Regions from separate parts of the Mus musculus genome. Here region 2 is linked to region 1. A link is a loop called in an ENCODE intact Hi-C map of the cell type or tissue named here. Cell type or tissue: left cerebral cortex. All regions are shown on one strand. Each heading gives the region's core, and the rest is flanking DNA. Links, peaks and the distances in the headings are about the cores only. Region 1 holds the start of Cenpo (centromere protein O). Region 2 holds the start of Asxl2 (additional sex combs like 2, transcriptional regulator).

Region 1 (10,435 bases), core at 1-8,000:
CCACACACATCACAGCCTGAAATTCTTGCCCTCAAAAAATAAGGGCGCTGTTTAACAGACCAATGGAACCAAACAATCTGGAAACAACCAATACCATACAATGAGACAGCACACACAGTAATCTATTCTAGAAAGACTATCTCTGAAAGACAAAGCGTAAAATTACACAAATATCGCCATTATGGTGTCAGGTCAAGATTTATGAAACAGAAACACAGTGCTAAGTTTCAAAACTGATTTCCATTTGCAGAGATGGAAGACAAATCATAGTCTAAAGGAAAGAATTCAAACCCTAAATATGTAAAGAAAAAATTCCTAACTGATCACATACATACATACACACATACTTACATACATACATACATTTATTTCAAAGGTCTTGGAAAAAATACTTGAAATTCTCAAGATTCTAACACATCTGAAGGGAGATTGATTCTAGGATCCACTCTGGATACCCAAATCTATGGATGCTCAAGTTCCTTGCCTAAAAGGCCAGAGACTGGCATATAACCTTCACTCTTGTACACTTTAAATTCTCTCTAGATTATGAACAACACTTAATAAAATTGTGTAAATACTATGCAACATTATAAAAACAGCTTATACTTCACTGTTTTAAGAGGATGACAAAGTGGTGGCAAACAGCTTTAATCCCAGCACTTGGGAGGCAGAGACAGGGGGATTTCTGAGTTCAAGGCCACCCTGGTCTACAGAGTGAGTTACAGGACATCCTGGGATACACAGAGAAACCCTGTCTCAAAAAATGGAAAAAAAAAAAAAAAGATGACAAGAAAAAAGTCAAATACAAATGAAGCCTACCATAATAAGAACTACCATAATGACAAACTGTTAAAACGGACTGCGCAAAAACAATGGGAACTGTTCAATAGCTACTGCTGGGAACAGAAGATGGGCACACGCACTTTAGTAATGTTAACATGCAGGCTCCATGTCCTAGAACTTTAATGAAGGCTTGTACCTAATAGAAAAGTGTTGAGTTTTCACACATAATGATAGCAAGAAGAGTATCACAGCAGAATCCTTATAATGGTTCCAAAGTAAAATAACCCAAATATCCCACGTGGCATTGTCAACGACAGGTCATAAACCACAACTGCTGAGCATCGATGGTGGTGGGGATGTGTGTGTACAGACTGTAGCTCTCAGCACAACAAGTCGGACAGAAGGGCTGACACTCTACAGCTGCACGAAGTTCAGGGTGTGAGGACACTCACTCTGAGGCCAAAACAGCAGGAAGACTGACTGCAAGGTCTGTGCCAGCTTGGGTTAGAGTGACCTCAAGCCTGGCTAAGTAACAAGATTTAAAACAATGCTCAAAAAACAGATAAAAACCATTCTTGATAACAGAAACTGGGTCAGTGGCTACACTGAAGGGCATGATTTCCAGGAGGCAAACCGACAACCCTGGGTTCGGGTAATAGCCTGTGGTTTTCATTTGGTTGTATTCCCTTAAGACATTCACTAGCTTTTTCACATTACATATTTGACTTCAATAAAAAAACAAATTAAAGAAAAGAGGAAGAGTGTGAGGGAAGGGAAGGAGAAGGCAGGAAGGCTGGCTCTATGGGTAAATGATGGCATCACGTGAGTGATTACTGACTGCCTTTGGTCAGGGAAAGAACGGTACATTTTGTAACATGTAATCGGCCCTGAAGGGTTTGTGGAAAAATGGAAATATTAAATTACTGTAATTATCCTCATATCCAAAGCAGCCAGTAAGTACTTCCCACCGCTGTTGGGAACGCTTAGTACACAGCAAAGAGACACTAGGTCCAAAGACAACAGGAAGGAACACCTGAGAGATCTGCTAACTGAGCCTCAGTAACTGTGAAGGAAACCAGAACAAAGGACTGGCCAATGTGTGCCATGAAATTCTGAGACTGGGTAACAGAACATTGGCACCAATGGTAAAATTACAAAAGGCTCAGATCTGATGAGGTTGAGGTACCAGGCTCAGGAGTTTATGAGAGAAGGCCGAGGAGTCTGTTACAAAGAACACCAAGAACTTGCCTGCCTCCTCATCACCACCTGACAATTAGTAGTTGATAGGTTTTTTTGGTTTTGTTTTGTTTTGTTTGAGACAGAGTTTCACTGTATAGCCCTGGCTCTCCTGGACTCACTTTGTAGATGAGGCTGGCCTCAAACCCACAGAGATCCACCTGCCTGTCTCTCCAGTGCTGGGATCAAAGGCGTGCGCCACCACTGCCTGTCTAGTAGTTGATACTCTTAGCTACATCTTTGCACGTCTGATTATTTGATGACTCAAAGACTTGAAATCAATTCAGCATGATCTCAAGGTAAGCATGGATGCAGGTGATGCAGGCTTACCGAGCCTAAGGCTCCCCGCTCGCAGCTGCTCTTCTCACCCCTGAAGAGCCAACACCGCCTCTCTACTCACTCTGGCTCCCCACTGCTTCACTTCTGCCCTCAGCTTATCTCGTTGTTGCCGCAGTTCTCGAATCTTGGTTCTAAGAGAACTTTCCTTTTTACGAACTGCTGGTTCTTCAGACTTTCTATTCGATATGTTCGTTTGAGCCTCTAGTCTTTCCAGGTGAGCTAAAACACCTAAAGAAAGTGAAAACAGACAAACAAAACACCCTTCACAATCTGACAAACTTTGGCAAAGCATACTCCACGAAGGAACAGTTTGCTGTGCTAAACGCTGACCAAAGCAGCAACTCAGGGAGGAAGGGCCCATTTCATCTTACAGGTTACAGTCTGCCATGAGAGGAGTCAGGGCAGAAGTGTGAAGCCGGAACTAAAGCAGATGGAGGAACGATGCTTGCTGGCTTGCTCAGTTTGTTTTTTATACATCCCAGGACCACCTACCTGCCCAGGGGTGGCAAGAACTCAGGGCAGGAACTGAAGCAGAGACCATAGAGCAACAAGCTTATTAGCTTCCTGCTACTGCTCAGTTAGCTTTCATATACCACCGAGGACCACCTGCCGCAATGGGTTAGGTGCTCTTCCAATTAAGAAGCAATAAAAAAAAAAAAAAAAACGCCCTAAAGAAACTGCCCATAGACCAATCTGATGAGTTAATTCCTTAACAATTGAGGTTCCCTCTTCACAGGTTGCATCAAGTTGACAACCAAAAACAGTCGTCACAATAGATAACTCATATATCTAGGGCATATTTATTTATTTATCTGTTTATTGAGACAGGGTCTTTCCTACACGACTGGCCCAGAATTCACTATGTAGATCAGGCTGTCCTTGAACTCACAGAGATCCACCTGCTTCCACCCAGAGTGCTGGGATCAAAGACATGTACCATCACAACTGGTCTGCCATAAATTTATAAAGCCATAGGCCCAAATAACCAAACCAGAGACCATTAACCTCTCTGCTGGCCACTGGTGTAAAAACACCCACTAATTAGTACGCTCACTTGAAAAGAACAAGAGACTCCTGATTTGTCTACTGCTTGCTTTGTGGGCAGCAGCATTTCATCTAAGCCTGCTTATCACAGAAGCACAAATCTATGGTGGGAAAGGCCGATTCTCCATGCTTTCCCACAACCCAGATGAAACCTCCCTAGAGAAGTCCAATGCTTCACCTCATGTAACTAGTTTCCTTAAGCAGATCCAATATTTACTTTGCAGGGTTCACAAGAATATACATTCACAAAAATCCTTTCTTCATTTGTCTTGGGACAGCCCAGACCTGGCTCATTCATCTATCCAGCCAAGGCTAGACATCAAATTACTAGTGTATAGCTCCTTTAAAAAACAAACAAACCAACTTGCATAAGATCAAGAGAGAGCCACAGTAGGCAGCATGTTGGCCCTTCACTTGCTTTTCTTCCCGTTACTGACTCCTGACTTCTTTTATTTCCTCTGGAGCCTGAGCACAGCAGTTCCTTCTCTCTGCTGTATTTAGTTCCTCTCCAAGTTCACACGATAAGCAGTGGTAATTGCCAAGCAGAGAGAGAAAACCAACATAATCATAACTAAATGTTTCAATCTTTTGGATTGGAGATGACAAGGGAACTGGAGAATAATTGACCTGTCGAAGTTTGATGATTATTCACAAACTTTCACTCGTCACTTGTTTAGCCAGGTGTGCTGACACACAGAAGGGCAAGTTACTGGCAAATTTGGGATTACATAGTAATTTAGTTCTAGGGTATGGATTATACTTGATTGCAACATATTTTTAACAATTAAGTCATCAAACTTTTAGTTTTTAGTAACAATTTCAACCCACATGATGCTTTCACATTAAGTTTTGTTTAAAGGAGAAAGAAAATGAGGCAGAACTATAATGTGTCCAAGCCACAAAATTTCCTAAGATAGAGCCCTGAATCAAATCCATATCTAATCGCCAAAGTTACTGCCTTACAGTGTCCCTTCCTTTGCAATAAAGTCTGGAAACACTGTGGTACAGAGAAAGCCAAACCCCTTTGAATACCTCCTTTGCACTTCCTGCCTGGACACAAAGTATTTGCAGACTCCATCTCCTCTTCGGGTTCTCAAGTGTTTTTTCTTACGATGCTGGACGTACAAGGCAGGGTTAACATGGACCCGAACGTCCTTAACTGTAAATAGTAAAAGACACGCAATCACCAATCTATTGCCACTATTGCCTGACAGTCCCGGGATAAGCAAAGTGTCCCCGCTGGCGTCCCTTACCTTGGACTGGTCAGCCCTGTCCACGCCTACCTCACCGCCGTGGCCACTATGGTCCAGCCGGGCTTCCTCGAACACCCAAAGAAGCTGTACAGTAATGCTAATCTGTCTACCACTGGGTCTTGCTTTCTCGCCAAAGCTCCCTCACTCAGGATGCAGTTTAAGAATTCCCGCCGAGAGCAACTGAAGTAACAACGTAACCCACTGATCCCAGAGTGCTTTGTGCTTCCGCCGTACACGAACATGGTGGCGCCCAGCAGCTCCACACTAATCCCAGCATGCACCGCAAGGTACGTCCGGCCAGTCTGATGATCAGGAAGATGGCATGCTCTGGGGTGGAGCCACAGATCCTTGTACAGTACTTAGTATTACGAAAGGATCTATCTCAGGCTCCCTTTTCCTGGCCCACCGGCGCACTGGTAGCGCAGGCTTGTCACGCCGCCACAGCAGCCTTGCACCTTCATCGAGACCATCCGCACACGGCAGCTTATCTCCGGGAGCTGGGGCGCATGCGCAAGGTGGTTCTCGAGGTGAGGCGTGGGGAGTATCCGGAGGGACCCTAAACGGGGGTGGGGTGCCGAGGCCGGAAGTAGATCTGCTCTTGGGCCCAACCCTTAGCTTCCGGAAGTACGTGTGGCATGATTGTAGGAGGGATCACTAAGAGTTTGGGAATGGTCTGCGCTACGCAGTGAACCTTCCCTTTGGCAGAGCATGACTGTGAAGAACCGACGCAGACCCTGCTATCACAGCGTTCACCAGAAATTGGTTGTTCCAGTGTCCCTTAGATCCCTGGGAACGAAGCTGGGGAAAGCGTGGCGCTTATGCCTGTGCACCAATCTGCCTTTTAAAACTGGGCCTAGCCGGGCGAGGTGGCGCACGCCTTTAATCCCAGCACTTGGGAGGCAGAGGCAGGCAGATTTCTGAGTTCGAGGCCAGCCTGGGCTACAAAGTGAGTTCCAGAACAGCCAGGGCTATACAGAGAAACCCTGTCTCAAAAAAAAAAAAAAAAAAAAAAAAAAAAAGAAAGAAAAAGAAAAAAGCTGGGCCTAAAATTAGCACTGCCTTAATATTGTTAGTAAGAAATAGAGGCTGTTTATTTAAAAGGAGAAATGCTCAGTGAGTGGGGAAAAGGAGTATGTTTTTCAGAAGCTCTGAGTCTCAAGTCTCCTAACTGACATTTACATAGCACCTGCTTCTCTAGAGAAATCTTTATCCAGGAAAACACTGGCAAAGGGGTGAGAGTGGAGGAACAATGGCCAAAGGGACCAACGTGCCAACCTACATCTGTGTTCAACTTTCTGAGGGGTCCTTTCCCATCTTGGTGATTTACATACGCATTTGATTAACCCTTTTTTAAAGATCTACTTAAATTCTGTGTAGGTGTGTGTGTCTGTGGGACATATGCACATGGGTGCAGACGTGTAGGTGTGTGTGTCTGTGGGACGTATGCACATGGGTGCAGACGTGTAGGTGTGTGTGTCTGTGGGACGTATGCACATGGGAGGACAGAGTAGGATGTAGGCTCTTCTGCAGTTATAGGCAGTGAGAACATCCCACTGTGGGTTCTAGGAACTGAACTCTGGTCCTCTGGACACGGAGCATCTCCTCAGCTCCTGGACTAACTCTTAAGGGTTAGGACCATATGATATTCTTTACCAGAAAGCCTTCTCCTAGATCTCCTGGAATTTAAAAAAGTTGTATTTGTATCCAGGTCAAGATCCTGTTGGCCTTAGATCCTATTCTGCTGACCAAAAAGCATATAATAGGGTAGATGAAAAGGGTTGGTGAGATGGCTCATTGGGTAAAGGCATATGCCACCAAGTCTGACAACCCTAGTTCTATCCCTGGACTCACTTGATGGGAAGAAAAAAAAAACAAAAACAAATCTTACAAGTTATTCTCAGTGTGCATGCATAATATAATATTCTAGTTTGCTTTTTGTTGCTGAGAAAAATACCATGGCCAAAAAAAAATCAACTTGGGAAGGAAAGGATTTATTACACCTTACAGGTTACATCAATCATCTAGAGAAGCCAAAGCAGGAACTTAAGGCAGAAATCTTGAAGCAGAAACCACAGAGGAACACTGTTTACTGGCTCTCCTGACCTTCAACTATTTTACTTATACACTTAAGGCCAATTTGCCTAGGGATGGTACTGCCCACAGTGGACTGAGCCCTCTTATATCAAATAGTTGAGAGATGTGTCCTGCATCAACTTAGGCTTGGGCCTGAGGGGATGAGAGAGGGAGAAGGAAAGTATATGTAATTTTAGAAGTCTTCCCAGTGGTCAGCTGAGTCACAGATAGCTTAAGGGTGAAGGTGAGCTGCAGTAGGCGCCAGCCATAGGGAACTAGAAACTATATAGCAGAATTCAATACAAAAAAGAGAATTGCATTTTATTAACAGGGTATCGAGCCTCCTTCTCAGCCCCTTCCTAGCCACTTCTGTAAGATCCTAAAAAAAGGAAATAGCAAACCAATGGGCACAACTGTTGCTCTACAGTTCTTTGGTGGAGCCACAGCTCCAGTTACAGAGCCCGTCCCCACTCTTGTGACCTTCTGACACTTCCTAAATGGGTCATTCAGTCTGTGTTGTGTGTTCTGCAACTTGTAGGCTGCTGATGAGACCACCTTGAAGGAGCTGGCTGAGACCCTGCAGCAGAAGAACATTGACCACACGCTGTGGCTGGAGCAGCCGGAGAACATTGCCACATGCATAGCCCTGAGGCCATACCCCAAGGAAGAAGTGAGCCAGTATTTGAAGAAGTTCCGATTGTTCAAGTGACTGTAGTTCTGGGAGAACTGAAAGTCAGCTGGGTCTGGGGAGCCAAATGGCCACCATCCTGAAGCATTGTGGGTTCCTTTCAATGTTGTTATACTCTTCCCCTCTAGTTATGGTGGTTTCTTAAGAACCAGCACAAATTCAAATTAAAGCTCTCATTAATAAGCACCTACTACTATCATCATTATCATCATTGCCACTAAGTTCAAGTGAGGAGAGTGGATAAGCATCACTATTATCTGTGGGTCATCGCTGACACACAATATGTTTTCTGTTGGGAATAATGGACTTCAGGTCACTCAGGTTTAAAATGTTGCCTTTGAGTTCCTTACCTCCCCTCCCTCTCTCTGCTCCCCATTTCCCTCTTCTTTCCTTGATGTCCCATGACTGGCCTCCAGTCTCTGGTGCCATAATAGAATGCTTCTTTTCTTCCTCTTTCCTGACACCTAACACATCACCTTCACAAAGTCTTCCAGCCAAGAATTACTCCCCTCCCTAAACATCTGTACATGACAAGTTTGTACAATAATTCTTACCATTTATTCTCTCTCAATGAATGCTGACCATCCAGTGGCTGGGCAGAAGAGAGAATAAGGGTGGGACTTCTACCATCCAAGGGACTGGGAGAGAGGAAGCGAGTTGTAGATCTGACACGGGGAAAGAGAAGTGAGTTCTTGAGAGTTCAGCAAAAACCAGAAGTATTATTGCTATGTTGGCTGTGAGGTAGCCAGATTAGCTTAGGGGGTTCAGACAGATCATTTGACTGCCCCAGGTGAAGTTTGGAAACAAATCTTGGTTTCTCTGTGTCATTATTGGGGACTAGCTAGGATAAATAATTCATTTTACATACTTTGACACAGGTTTTGGGGATTAAACTCAGGTTATCAGGTTAGTGTGACAATTTTTTTTTTTACCTGTTAACCCATCTCTCAGTTCATTACCGGTCAGGGAGCGTTTGTCACGCTCTCATGATGGCTCACCTCTGTCCAGCCCAGCAGCCTCTTGGGCCATCTGGAGCCTCGGAGCCTCTTTAGTGCGGGAAGTCGGGCCGCAGGCGGCGGGCAAGCAGAGCCTCTGGATGGATCCTTCCTCAGAAGCTTCGATAATTTGCAGAAGCTGGGCCATGCTCCTCATTAACATCTGTCTGTCCGCATAGTCCGGATTCATTTCACTGTGCTCTTGCTCCCAGCAGGCCTCTAGGCAAGATGTCCCTGCCCATTGGGATGTGCCGTTGGGCATTCAGCTATGATGATGCCCTAGAGGACCCTGCGCCCATGACTCCTCCTCCATCGGAATTGGCAGCATCCCCTGGAAGCCAGTGATTCCAGAGCGCAAGTATCAGCATCTTGACAAGATAGAGGAGGGTGCGGCCAGTGTCTCTTCCCTTGCTGTGACTCCATCACCAGCCACTGACAGTTCAGACAAGGCCCCTGTGGTGAAGGCTAAAGCTACCCATGTCATCATGAGTTCCCTGATCACAGAGCAGACCCAGGAGAGCATCCAGCATTTTGAACAACAGGCAGGACTGAGAGATGCTGGCTACACACCCCATAAGGGCCTTACCACGGAGGAGACCAAGTACCTTCGAGTGGCAGAAGCACTCCGTAAACTAAAGCTGCAGAGTGGAGAGACAGCAAAAGAAGAGAAGCACCCTGCATCAGCCCAGTCCACCCTGAGCAGCACCCCTCACACGTCCCCTAAGCAAAAGTCCAGAGGCTGGTTCCCATCTGGCTCCTCCACAGCCTTACTTGATCTGAATACCATGGATCCTGGGAGTGGAAATGATAGGAACTCGGCAGACAAATGGAGCCTCTTTGGACCACGACCCCTGCAGAAATCTGATTCTGGTTTTGCTATTCAGGTTTACAAAGGTGCCCCAAGACCCTCTCCTGTGGAGGTGATGCATGCCCAGGCCACACAAGTAGGTGAAGATCCAGCAACCTTCAAGCCACCAAAGATGGATGTCCCATTGGTAGAAGGAAAGAAGCAACCACTTCGAACCCATAATCTCAAACCCCGTGACCTGAATGTGCTCACACGCACTGGCTTCTAGAATGCTCTGTCCAGGGTCTGCAACTTCCCTGGGCTCTGACATAGGAGTGATGTGGCTAACTGAGGCCTGAGCGAGTGTGCAGATTGTCCTTGGGTGAGTGAGAAAAAACACTGCTTTCAGGTTGGTGGAAAATGTCAGTGGTGTAGCGTTGAGGACCTCACTATCTTTTTTTAAAATCATTTATCCTAGAAAAGGACTCTGATCCTTGCTTTCCTAGGTAAATTATGCTGGAGTGCTTCCAATACTAAGGCCTCTTGATTCTTTTCCCTTGATCACTATGAGCACTGACAAATCATGGTAGAGGTGCCCACCAACCAGTTTACACAGCGGAGGCCTCCTGACACTCATTAGTCTGGACTTCTCTGAGTGCTGGGCATGGCTTGCAGGACCCTGGCTTTCTAAGTGGAACCACAGATTGTCCCCCCCCCCACCCCCTCTTTTTCTTTTTCTTTCTTTCAAGACAGGGATTCTACGTGTAGCCTTGGCTGTCCTAGAATTAGCTCTGAAGACCAGGCTGGCCTTGAACTTACAGAGATGCACCTGCCTGCCTCCCGAGTGCTGGGGTTAAAGGGGGTCACCACCACAGTTCTTTCTCTTGGTTGATCCAGCACACCACTTTGTTCTCTTGGGCCGTATCTGCTGTGTCACAGGACAAACACTAGGTCTTATACGGCCCCTTTTTCCCCCGCATTTTAACATGAAATTAATTTAACTTCTAATTCAGTATGATGCTGGTTTCCCCACTCTAATTCCATTACTGAAGATTAAGCCCAGGCAGGGACTTGCTCATTCAAGGCAAGTGCTCTACCACGGAGCCGAGTCACCCCTACTTCCTGGATAGTAGGCTTTTTTAGTTGTGTGTTTTGTTTTGAGACAGCGTCTCACTCTGTAGCTGTGGCTAGCCTGAAACTCAATCAGTAGATGCCCAGAGAAGATGTGCCTGCCTCT
Region 2 (10,435 bases), core at 1,599-9,598, 810 kb before region 1:
CAGCTTGCTCTCTAATAGAACCCAAGACTACCAACCCAGGGATGGCAACACCCACAATGAGCCACCCCCCAACCCCCATTTTGATCACCAATTGAAAAAATGGCTTAGCCAGGCCATGGTGGTGCATGCCTTTAATCTCAGCACTTGGGAGGCAGAGGCAGGCGGATTTCTAAGTTAGCCTGGTCTACAGAGTGAGTTCTCCCAGATCTCATGGAGGCACTTCCCCAACTGAAGCTCCTTTCTCTGTGATAACTCCAGCCTGTGTCAAGTTGACACAAAACTAGCCAGTACACAATGAACAAAAAACTCCCCAAACCAAAAAACTTTTAATCTTTAATCAACAATTAGAAGATACTGTATATTACTAAAAGATTTTTAATTGTAACATTTTATTAAGTGTGTATGTGTGTGTGTGTGCATGCACATATGCCATGGTATGCAAATGATCAGAGGGCAACTTACAGGAATCAGTTCTTTCCTCCAATTGTATGGGTTCTAGGATCCAACACAAGCTAACAGACTTGGTGGTCAGCACCAGTACTTGTTGAGCCACCCTGCCAGCCCCACATGGTATATTACTTATCTCTCCTCTAGGTTGCCAACAGTATCAAAGGGGACTAGATTGGCTTAATTTTCCTTATTCCAATATATTCTGCCTCTAATGATAGCTAGTTAACTTTTTAGTATCTAAATCAGAAACCTCCATTCATTTTATTTACCCTTCAAGTAATGTGGGCACATTCTAGTTTAAATTCAAGACCACACATCTTAGGATGGCTCTCTAGGCTGCCAACCAACCTTACTACACTTCTCCCAGTATGCTTTCTCCTGTTCTCTAAGACAACTACATCATACAGTCCCTTTTCTCTGCAAGCTCCATCTTGTCAAGTTCCCCAAGCCTGCACTTCTTCTCCACTCTTCCCACATCCTTTTCCACTCGACTCTTTTTTAAAAATGCCTTCCTGTTTCATGGTCATAGGGACTTCTGCTGTGGCAGTGTCTTCACATGTCCCCTTCCCTTTAGCTCAGTTAGTTCTCAACATCTTAATGCAGTTCCTCATGCTGTGGTAGCCTCCAACCATAAAATTACTTTCGTTGCTACTTCATAGCTGTCCTTTTGCTAGTGTTATGAATTGTAATGTAAGTATATTTGGAAGTAGAGGTTTGCCAAAGGGGGTGTGACCCATAGGTTGAAAACTGCTGGAATGTCCCATGTATTGCTCTTGACAAGGTTAGTACCTTGTCTTCTCTGTCTTCTGCTTCAACTTAATGTCAAATTTCCAGTGGCTTTCTTTGTGACTTATGGGTGCTCACACCCAGTCACACACTAGCATATTAACTAGTAGGCTTTTTGTTTTGTCTTTTTTCCAGGCAAGGTTTCTCTTGTATAGTCCTGGCAGTTCTGGAACTCTATCTGTAGACCAGGCTGGCCCGGACCTGTCTCTGCCTCTGAGTTATAAGATTAAAGGTATGTGCTACCACCACCTGAGGTTTTAAGAATCTCTAAGAAATACACATGCTATGTGTGTTCCACGTGTATGTGGATAGCCAGAGAGGCTTGTAGAGGAAATCAGAACCCCTACAAGTGGAATTGCAGATAGCTGTTGGTTTCATGTGGGTGTGCTGGGAACTGAATTTGGATCCTTTGCAAGTGCAGTCAGTGCTCTTAATGGCCACCCATCTCTCCGGCCCTTATTTTTAAGGAGGTGGGGGGGGGGGAGGCTTATGTGGCTCAGTGTGGTCTCATGCATACTTGGTATGTGGCCGAAGCTGGTTTTTAACTCCCAACCCTACCGCACACAGCATCAAGTCTGGTTCTTCAACATCAGTTTTGATGTTGCCTTAACTCCTCCACTATGCTCATTCAAATAAAGTTTCATGACTACAGAGCCTTGTGCATCTGCTCTATTTCTGCATTCTTAACATTTTTTTAAAGATTTATTTATTTATTATGAGTACACTGTAGCTCAGACACACCAGAAGGGGGCATCAGATGGTTGTGAGCCACCATGTGGTTGCTGGGAATTGAACTCAGGACCTCTAGAAGAGCAGCCAGAGCTCTTAACCACTAAGCCTTCTCTCCAGCCCCATTCTTAACATTTAAATCATAGTCTTTCACAAATAACCAGTAAGCACTCTTTTTTAAAAATTATTTCAACCTGGTATGATGATGGTACATACCTCTAAACCCAAGAGGCAGAAGCAGGTGGATTATTTGTGAGTTTGAGACCAGACATAGTAAGTTGCAGGCCAGTCAGAGCTATATACAGAGACCCTGTCAAACAAATAAAAAATCCACATGTTGGGGGATGGTAAGATAGCTCAGCTGGTAAGAGCACTTGACTGCTCTTCCGAAGATCCTGAGTTCAAATTCCAGCAACCACAGGGTGGCTCACAACCACCCATAATGTGATCTGATGCCCTATTCTGGTGCATCTACAGTGTACTTATCTATAATAAATAAATCTTTGGGTCGAGCGAGCAGGGACTGAGCGAGCAGGGTTGCCTAGAGAGAGCAGAGGTCCTAAATTCAATTCCCAACAACTATATGAAGGCTCACAACCATATGTACAGCTACAGTGTGTACTCATATACATGAAAATAAATAAATAAATAAATCTTAAAACAAAACAAAACAAAAAAAAACAAAAGCAACCTACATGTCCTGGTGTGGTTATACACACACAAACAGTTTCCTCTGGAGTTCAGAAGAGAACATCAGATGCTCTAGAGCTGGAATTGAAATTGTGCAATTGAGAACCACCTGATCTGGATATATCTTAGGGTTTTACTGCTGTGAACAGACACCATGACCAAGGCAACTCTTATAAGGACAACATTTAATTGGGGTTGGCTTACAGGTTCCGTCCATTATCATCAAAGCAGAGTATGACAGCATTTAGACAGGCATGGTGCAGTTGAGAGTTCTACATCTTTATCTGAAGGCTGCTGTGAGAAGACTGACTTCTAGGGACCTAGGACTAGAGTATTAAAGTCCACATCCACAGTGACACACCTACTCCAAATATGCCACACATCCTAATAGTGTCACTTCCTGGCCCAAGCATATACAAACCATCACAGAGTACTAGGAACCCAAGTCCTTTGGAAGAACAACAAGTCCTTTTAAGTCTAGCTATCTCTCTAGCCCATTCCTTTCTGTTTTTCTAGCAGAAACCTTCCTAGTGTTGACATGACAATCATGTGCCTCTGTGTTTGGTTTTGTTGTATTTCTTGGGACAGGGCGTTGAAATGCTGGGCCCAAGCCATCCTGAGTCACAAGAACTTCATCACCATACCTTGCTAAAAATAAACCTTGTGGTTTTGTTTGTTTGCAGACAGGTCTAGTTATATAGTCCAAACTGTTTAGAAACTTACTGTGTAGGCCAGGCTGGCATGGACCTAATAGCAATTCTCCTGTCTCTGCCTCCATGAATATGATGACAAGCTTGAAATAGCATGCCTGACATAAAAATGAATATTCATTGAATCAATCAGTCCATCTTTAGAGAGATCACCGAGGACTTTAAAAATCTAAATAAATTACCCTCTAATCCCAACTGAAGAACTATGGTTAGTTAGTGGCCTCTGAGGAAGAATCAGTTTTCTGTTTGGTGTGGCTTCTGTGTCACCACAATTCATGGATGGCCCACATCCAAAATTATATGGACAGTGTATGTTGGAGGCAATGGATTTAAATTAAAGATATGAAGTTAGAGGAGTTTAGGCAGGTGGTGGTGGATCTGGGAGGAATTATGGGGAGAAGTTGAGATGAATATGACCAAATATGCTAAATGAAAATTTCAAAGAATAAAAATATTCTAAAAATTGTTTAAGTTCTGGGCTGGAGAGATGGCTCAGCGGTTAAGAGCACTGACTGCTTGCTCTTCCAGAGGTCCTGAGTTCAATTCCCAGCAACCACATGGTGGCTCACACCATCTGTAATGAGATCTGATGCCCTCTTCTGGTATGTCTAAAGACAGCAACAGAGTACTCATGCAATAAATAAATCTTTAAAAAAAATTGTTTAAGTTCTATCAGTGAATAATAACATCAGGATGAATCTAAACCTATTTAGGTCTAGGCTGTGTCTCCCTCCATGTAAAAATCTATAATGAACTCTCTTGTTCTCTTGCTTCCCTCTTGCCCTCTTGGGCTTTTCCTCTCCCCCCCCCCTTCCGTATTCCCTTCCCCCTCTCTCCACATGTTCTTGGCCAGCCTCTATTTCTTTTCTTCTTCCTCTTCTTCTTCTCCTCCCTCCTCCTCTCCCCCCCTCTCTGCCTCTACTACCCTCTTAGCTCCCCTCCCCATGCCCTGAATACTCTATTCTATACTAAAATAAACAAATCTATAGTGAGTATAGAAGAACTATTTATTATTATTATTGGTAGAGATATAGTTCAGAGCATTTACCTAGTATGAGCAAGGCCCTCCATTCAATCTCTAATACAACAAAAACAACTTTAAAAATATTGCTGGGATCTGAGGAGCATTCGGACTATGAACAACATTTCAGACAACTTCAGAATGAATGGTGAAGTTCCTCAGGGGGGTGGGGTAGGAGAGGCTGAGGACTTCTGGATGGACAAACCCATGCTAACTAAGGAGTCACACAGACAGGCTGTCCCCAGATCCTTCTGGCTGACCTCCAGTTCCTCCACCATCCTTCCTGTTTCCTCCAGGTCTGCAGCATTTAGCCGCCACCAGTCCAGTCTGCTTAAAGTCACTGCTCTAGTTTCTCATCACACAGACACCTTAGCAAACAGAGAGACAGAGACACACCCTAGCAAAGAAAACTGAAAGGTGAAGTGGTATGTCCAGGTTCCCACATGTGTAATAGTCAGATGGGAATATGGGAATTCTGGCCAAGGCCAATCTGTCTAGTTTTGTTCTATACAGCCACTTGCTCTAGAGCATATCCCTTCCAATTGCAATATTTCCTCCAAATTGCAACATTTGCTCCAGGAGGGAGCAAGAAGCTTAGGAGCCCAGGTGGTAAACAAAACCCCATGCCCAGAGAACACCAACAATCCAAACATTGAGGAAAGGTTATCAATTTTTTTTTTCAAAAAAATCTAATTGTAGGCTGGGTGTGATGCTCCAACACTCAGGAGGCAGAGGCATGTGATCTCTGTGAGTCTGAGTCTAGCCTAGTCTTCATACAAAGTTCCAGAAAAGCTGGGGCTATAAAGAGAGACTCTGTTTTGTTTTGTTTTTGTTTCTGTTTGTTTTTTAGAGATAGGGTTTCTCTGTTTAGCCCTGGCAGCCCTGGAACTCACTCTGTAGACCAGGCTGGCCTCGGACTCAGAAATCCATCTGCCTCTGCCTCCCAAGTGCTGGAATTAAAAGGCGTGAGCCACCACTGCCCGGTGAGAGGCCTTTTAAAAAGCAAAAAAAGGAATCCACATTTATCACACAGACACACACACACACACTGTTGATGGTTCTTTTTTGAGACAGTGTCTGAAGGACAGCCTGGAACTTGCTCTGTAGCAGACCTTATGGATAACCCAAGCTTCTAATCTTCTTAGTGCTTAGATGACAAGGATGCACCATGACACAGAAAATATTTTGACAGAGAAAATATTGCCAATAGTAAGGAGTTCTATGAACTGCTGAAACCCATCTAGGGAGCGCCTACATTCTAGACAACAGGTTATCACTAGAGATGTGCCTTCATGGTGAAGGCCTGCAATCCCCGGTACTATGGAGGCTGAATAATTTGGATTGCAAGGTCAAAACTTGCCGAAGCTGGGGGCTGGAAAGATGGCTCAGCGGTTAAAAGCACAGACTGCTCTTCCAGAGGTCCTGAGTTCAATTCCCAGCAACCACATGGTGACTCACAACCATCTGTAATGAGATCTGATGCCCTCTTCTGGTGTGCATGAAGATAGAAATCCGTGTACACTTGCCTAAGCTACAGAACGAATTCAAGAACAGTCTGGATAATTTAGGGGGACGCTGCCTATGTAAAAACAACAGAATGGCTGGAGTACAGCTGAGTGGTAGAAGGCTTATGCTAGCCTGCAGGCTCAATCCCCAGTACCCATGGGAGGCGGAGAGCTTGCATTGAGCCACATCCCTAGCCGCTGTGCATTCTCCTCTATGTTGTTTACAAGAACAGATAATCAGAGATAAAATGTTCTGGATATTCAGGAGGGTGTTACTGACATTATGAAGAGTGAATAGTTTCTTGACTAGACATAGCTGAACCATTCAACAAATATTTAACGGATTCCTGATACATATAGGCTCTGTGCCAAGGGAGATAAAACATACTTCTTTGATGATACCAATCACATGTAAAAACACAATGCGATTTCTAAACTCCTTTTTAAAAAATATTTATTTTATGTATGAGTACACTGTAGCTGTCTTCACTGTAGCTGACACACCGGAAGAGGGCATCGGATCCCATGGTTGTGAGCCACCATGTGGTTGCTGAGAATTAAACTCAGAACCTCCGGAATAGTCAGTGCACTTATCCTCTGAGCCATAAACGTGGTTTCTGTTGGCCTAAAAAAGGTCTATTTACTTTGCGAGACAAGGCTTGGTAGCTAACAACTTAGTTTTTGGTATATTCACATCCTATACTAGAGAGTTGGTAAATCAATCTAACCTGTCTCATCTATTAATCAGATTAATAATAGACAAGAACTGCACGCGGTACGTCTTCAAAAAGATAAGCTTTGTAAAAAATGAACTTGAGGACAAGACGATGCATGCCTGTAATTACCAGTAATGGGAGACAGAAGTTCGGAGTTTAAGGTCCGCCTTACCTGAGCCTGTACCACAACAAAATAAAACATGCTGATTAAAACGGTAGTTGGCAAGATCACTTGATCGTCGGGCTCTTTAAGTTTCCAGAGCCACTCCTCAACACACGCTGCACGTAACCGCGCAATCAGCCTTTCCCGAAAGGAGCAGATTCTGTTTCCGCCAGAAGATCTTCCCGGCGGGTGTGACCGCCAGACATCCGACCCACAGACCATGGGCCGCCCTCCGTCGTGCGCAAGGGCTCGATGCGGAGACACCGGAAGTGCAGGGGCGTGGCTAACTGCTGCAGCCTGCCGGTCCGACGCCGAGGCTGGGGGCGCGCGCAAGTGCGCGCTCGTTCGCGCGGCCTGCAGCGTACAGTAGTGACGGCCGCGCGGCAGGGGTCACGTGACCACAGAAGCTGCTTGTACAGTAAGAACCCAATATGGCAGCGGCGGTAGCAGTGGCAGCGGCAGCAGGACCGGCCACCCCGTAGAGCCCCCTACCCCCGCCACTGCGCGCCTCCGCGGCCGCTTGCTCGCTGAGTTGCTTCTCGGGTCCGACTTCCCCTTTCTCCCACCTTTCCTGGCACCGCGGGAAAAGCAGTGCAGGGCGCAGCAGGCGAGGGAACGCAGCCGGAGCCGGGGCACGGAAGCCTCCCAGTCAGTCAGAACCGACATGAGGGAAAAGGGCCGTAGGAAGAAGGGCAGGACCTGGGCGGAGGCCGCCAAGACGGTAAGGAGGAGGGAGCAGAGAGAAAGGCTGGCAGGAGTTCGTTTTCTCGCCGGCCACCCGTCGCAAGGCAAGGGAGGTCACTTGGCCCCGCGACCGGGTTGAGGATCAGGAAAGCGCGCGCAGAGAGCGGCAGTTACGGGCGCGTTGGAGAGCCGTGAGGAGACCGAGGCGTCGGCGCGAGGAATCCGTCGCGCGACTGCGACTTCTCGCGGTGGCTACGACTGGACCTCCTCGGTGTTGTGAGGTTGCCTTTCGGGGTCATGTCGCTGTCGCCCCTACACTGTTACCCCTTGTCTCGGCCCTGTGTGTTGTGCTTGCCCAGTAACCGGTTCTTCTCCCTTGTGCGCCTCGGAGAGCCCCGATTGGATGCAGACAGGAGGCGGTTTGTGCGTGCTTCCAGCCCCGGAAAGGAGAGGGGAGCGCTTGAGCTCGGTGGCGTTCTCCTGTCGAGGCAGAGGTGCTGCCAGACCGGGGCCCCCGCTTATCTTGCTCCGGGAGCCAATGTGAGGTCACGAGGCTTTTGTGTTTGCTGTGAGAGCTGAAAGTGCAGGAGGTGTTTAGAAACGAAGTAACAGGTGGGACTCAGAATTTTTTTTTCTGTTTCCGTAGAGACCTACTCTGAGTAAGGCTGCAATGCATGGTGGGACGTGTAGTTTATTGGCTTTCTTTTTCTCCTTTCCTTTTTCCTTTCCTTTCCTTTCCTTTCCTTTTCTCTCCTCCCCTCCCCTCCTCTTTTCTTTTCTTTTCTTTTCTTTTCTTTTCTTTTCTTTTCTTTTCTTTTCTTTTCTTTTCTTTTCATTTCTTTTCTTCTTTTTTAAGTTAAAGTGAAAGTGGACCGGACCAATGAAGTTGTGATTAGTGCCCCTCACTCCAATTTTGTTATATGGAATTTAAAAGTCATTTAGCAATGAGTATTTGTGAGAAACATTGTTTTGAAAAATTTAAAACGTGTATTTACGAAGAAAAGAAACCTTAAGGAGAAATTGAAGTTTCATCAAGCATTAGTAGCATTTCAACCTCTTTAATAGTGGACAACATAGTGGGTTCTAATAACTGAACCTTTATGAATTATACGTTTTATTTTCTCTTTAAAAAGATGTGTGTGGGGGCTGGAGAGATGGCTCAGTGGTTAAGAGCATTGACTGCTCTTCCAGAGGTCTTGAGTTCAATTCCCAGCAACCACATGGTGGCTCACAACCATCTGTAATGGGATCGGATGCCCTCTTCTGGTGTGTCTGAAGATAGCAACAGTGTATTTGCATACATTAAATTAATTAATTTTAAAAAGGTGTGTATGTGTATGTGTATGTATGTATGGAGTGTGTACGTGGCTATGGAGCACGCATGTAGAGGTGATAGGACAACTTGTAGGAGTTGATGTAGGTTCTTAGGATCGAACTCAGGTTATCAGGCTTGCTGGCCAGCGCAGTTACCCACTGAGTAATCTCGAAAATCCTGGATTGTTTGTTTATTAATTTATTTTTTGAAAAAGGGTTTCTCTGCCTTGAAACGCTATAGACCAGGCTGGGCTTGACCTCAGAGATCCCCCTGCCTCTGCCTCCCAAGTCCTGGGATTAAAAGTATGAACCACCACTGACTGACTCCTTGTTTATTTTTTAAATGAGACTTACAGAATTCAAAAGTAATGTTCATCATGGAGAAATTTAGAAAAGTATGAAGAAAATAACTCAGTCCGTTCATTCTTTTATCGCCTAGTCTTGTTTCCCCAAATTTGAATTATATTGTTTATTCAACCTGTATTTTGTTTTTATAAGCCACGTACTTTTTTTGTTGAATGTTTTCCCTATATACATTTGTTTGTTTGTTTGAGGATAGCATCTCACATAATAAATGATGGCCTAAAGTTTGCAGCAATCTTCCTGCCTTTGCCCCCTTGGGTGCTGGGATTGTAGACATGTACCACCATGCCCAGTTTTATGGGATTCTGAGGATAGAGCCTAGAGCATTATGCACTCTAGGCAAAATACTCTACCACTTGAACTACACCCCCAGCCCACTTAGAATATGTCTTTGTGACTGTACTGGTAGTTTCCTCTAAGGGACAACTCTATAAATTTTTTTGCTGGTGAGGAGTTTCTCTTCTACAGAAGTTTACTTTCTACATTAGGGACATCTCATGATTGCTTACTGTTAATAAAAGAAAGAGATTTGATTTTAGTTAAAATATGCAAAACCCCAAACTAATTATGTGAATTAATTTTAAGTGTCCATGATGTCATTATTTATTTATTAGGCTTTAATTTTTGAGACCAGGTTTCACTTTGCAGCCTAGGCAGGCCTTAGCATTCAAAGTATTAAGATTACAGGCATCTCAGCAGTCTCTGTCTTTGTAAGATGGACTCCTTCTGTAACCCTTACTAGTTAAGAACCCTTTATGTAGACCAGACTGGCCTTAAACTGGATTATAAGTATGTACTACAATCTCTACAGTACCTTGTGAATTATTCTTTTTGGATTAAATAGTTTAATGGTTAGGAAATTGTGACAAATAGGAAGAATAATTTTGCACCAGTTAGAGTTCTTACAATGATAATATTTGCTTATTTTGTGCCCCAGCTACCTTTGTGAAAAATAGTGTTTAAAAGACAGAAAGTAGGCTGGGGAGCTGGCTTAGTGGTTAAGAGCACTTGTACAGAAAGATACTTTATCTCACCAAGGGCCCCACTTCCCCATTTATAAAAACTCATTTGTTTTACTTTTATGCCTCTTTTTGTGAGTAGGGATGTCTATGTGTGTCTACATCTGTGTGTGGGAGTCAGAGGATGACATTAGGTGCTTTTCTCAGTTGCTCTTTATTTACTGAGGCAAGATCTGTCACTAAAATGGAAACTTGCCAGTTGCTTTGCATGAGTAGCTGGCCAGCTTGCCCCCATCTCAACTTTCCAAGTACTGGTATTATAAGATGGTGCCACTATGAACACCT

The links. Peaks named below come from ENCODE experiments on the same cell type or tissue, not always from the same donor. Only the 100,000 strongest peaks of a DNase experiment are listed, where the experiment ranks them.
Region 2: it touches region 1 in a loop (10-fold over the local background); 2 of 42 quality-filtered maps call a loop at or near these places.

The regions. Positions count from the first base shown.
Region 1 is chr12:4,229,097-4,239,531 of GRCm38, forward strand. It overlaps Cenpo (centromere protein O), which reads right to left and starts at 4,869. Exons shown (of 7, transcript NM_134046.6): 1 at 4,656-4,869; 2 at 4,435-4,561; 3 at 2,420-2,586. The coding sequence starts at 4,480. Ptrhd1 (peptidyl-tRNA hydrolase domain containing 1) reads left to right here and starts at 4,917. Exons shown (of 2, transcript NM_001204912.2): 1 at 4,917-5,182; 2 at 7,267-10,435. The coding sequence starts at 4,931. The coding sequence ends at 7,437. It also overlaps the pseudogene Gm29696. In left cerebral cortex, for the core only: a CTCF peak has its summit at 4,859; DNase peaks (open chromatin) are centred at 4,955 and 5,191; H3K4me3 peaks cover 1,660 bases; H3K27ac peaks cover 1,232 bases.
Region 2 is chr12:3,419,722-3,430,156 of GRCm38, forward strand. It overlaps Asxl2 (additional sex combs like 2, transcriptional regulator), which reads left to right and starts at 7,136. Exons shown (of 13, transcript NM_001270988.1): 1 at 7,136-7,491. The coding sequence starts at 7,435. 1110002L01Rik (RIKEN cDNA 1110002L01 gene) reads right to left here and starts at 7,026. Exons shown (of 3, transcript NR_030694.1): 1 at 6,780-7,026. In left cerebral cortex, for the core only: CTCF peaks have their summits at 3,943 (motif pointing left), 6,395 (motif pointing right) and 8,730 (motif pointing left); DNase peaks (open chromatin) are centred at 6,078, 6,455, 7,039, 7,925 and 1 more place; H3K4me3 peaks cover 3,069 bases; H3K27ac peaks cover 2,011 bases.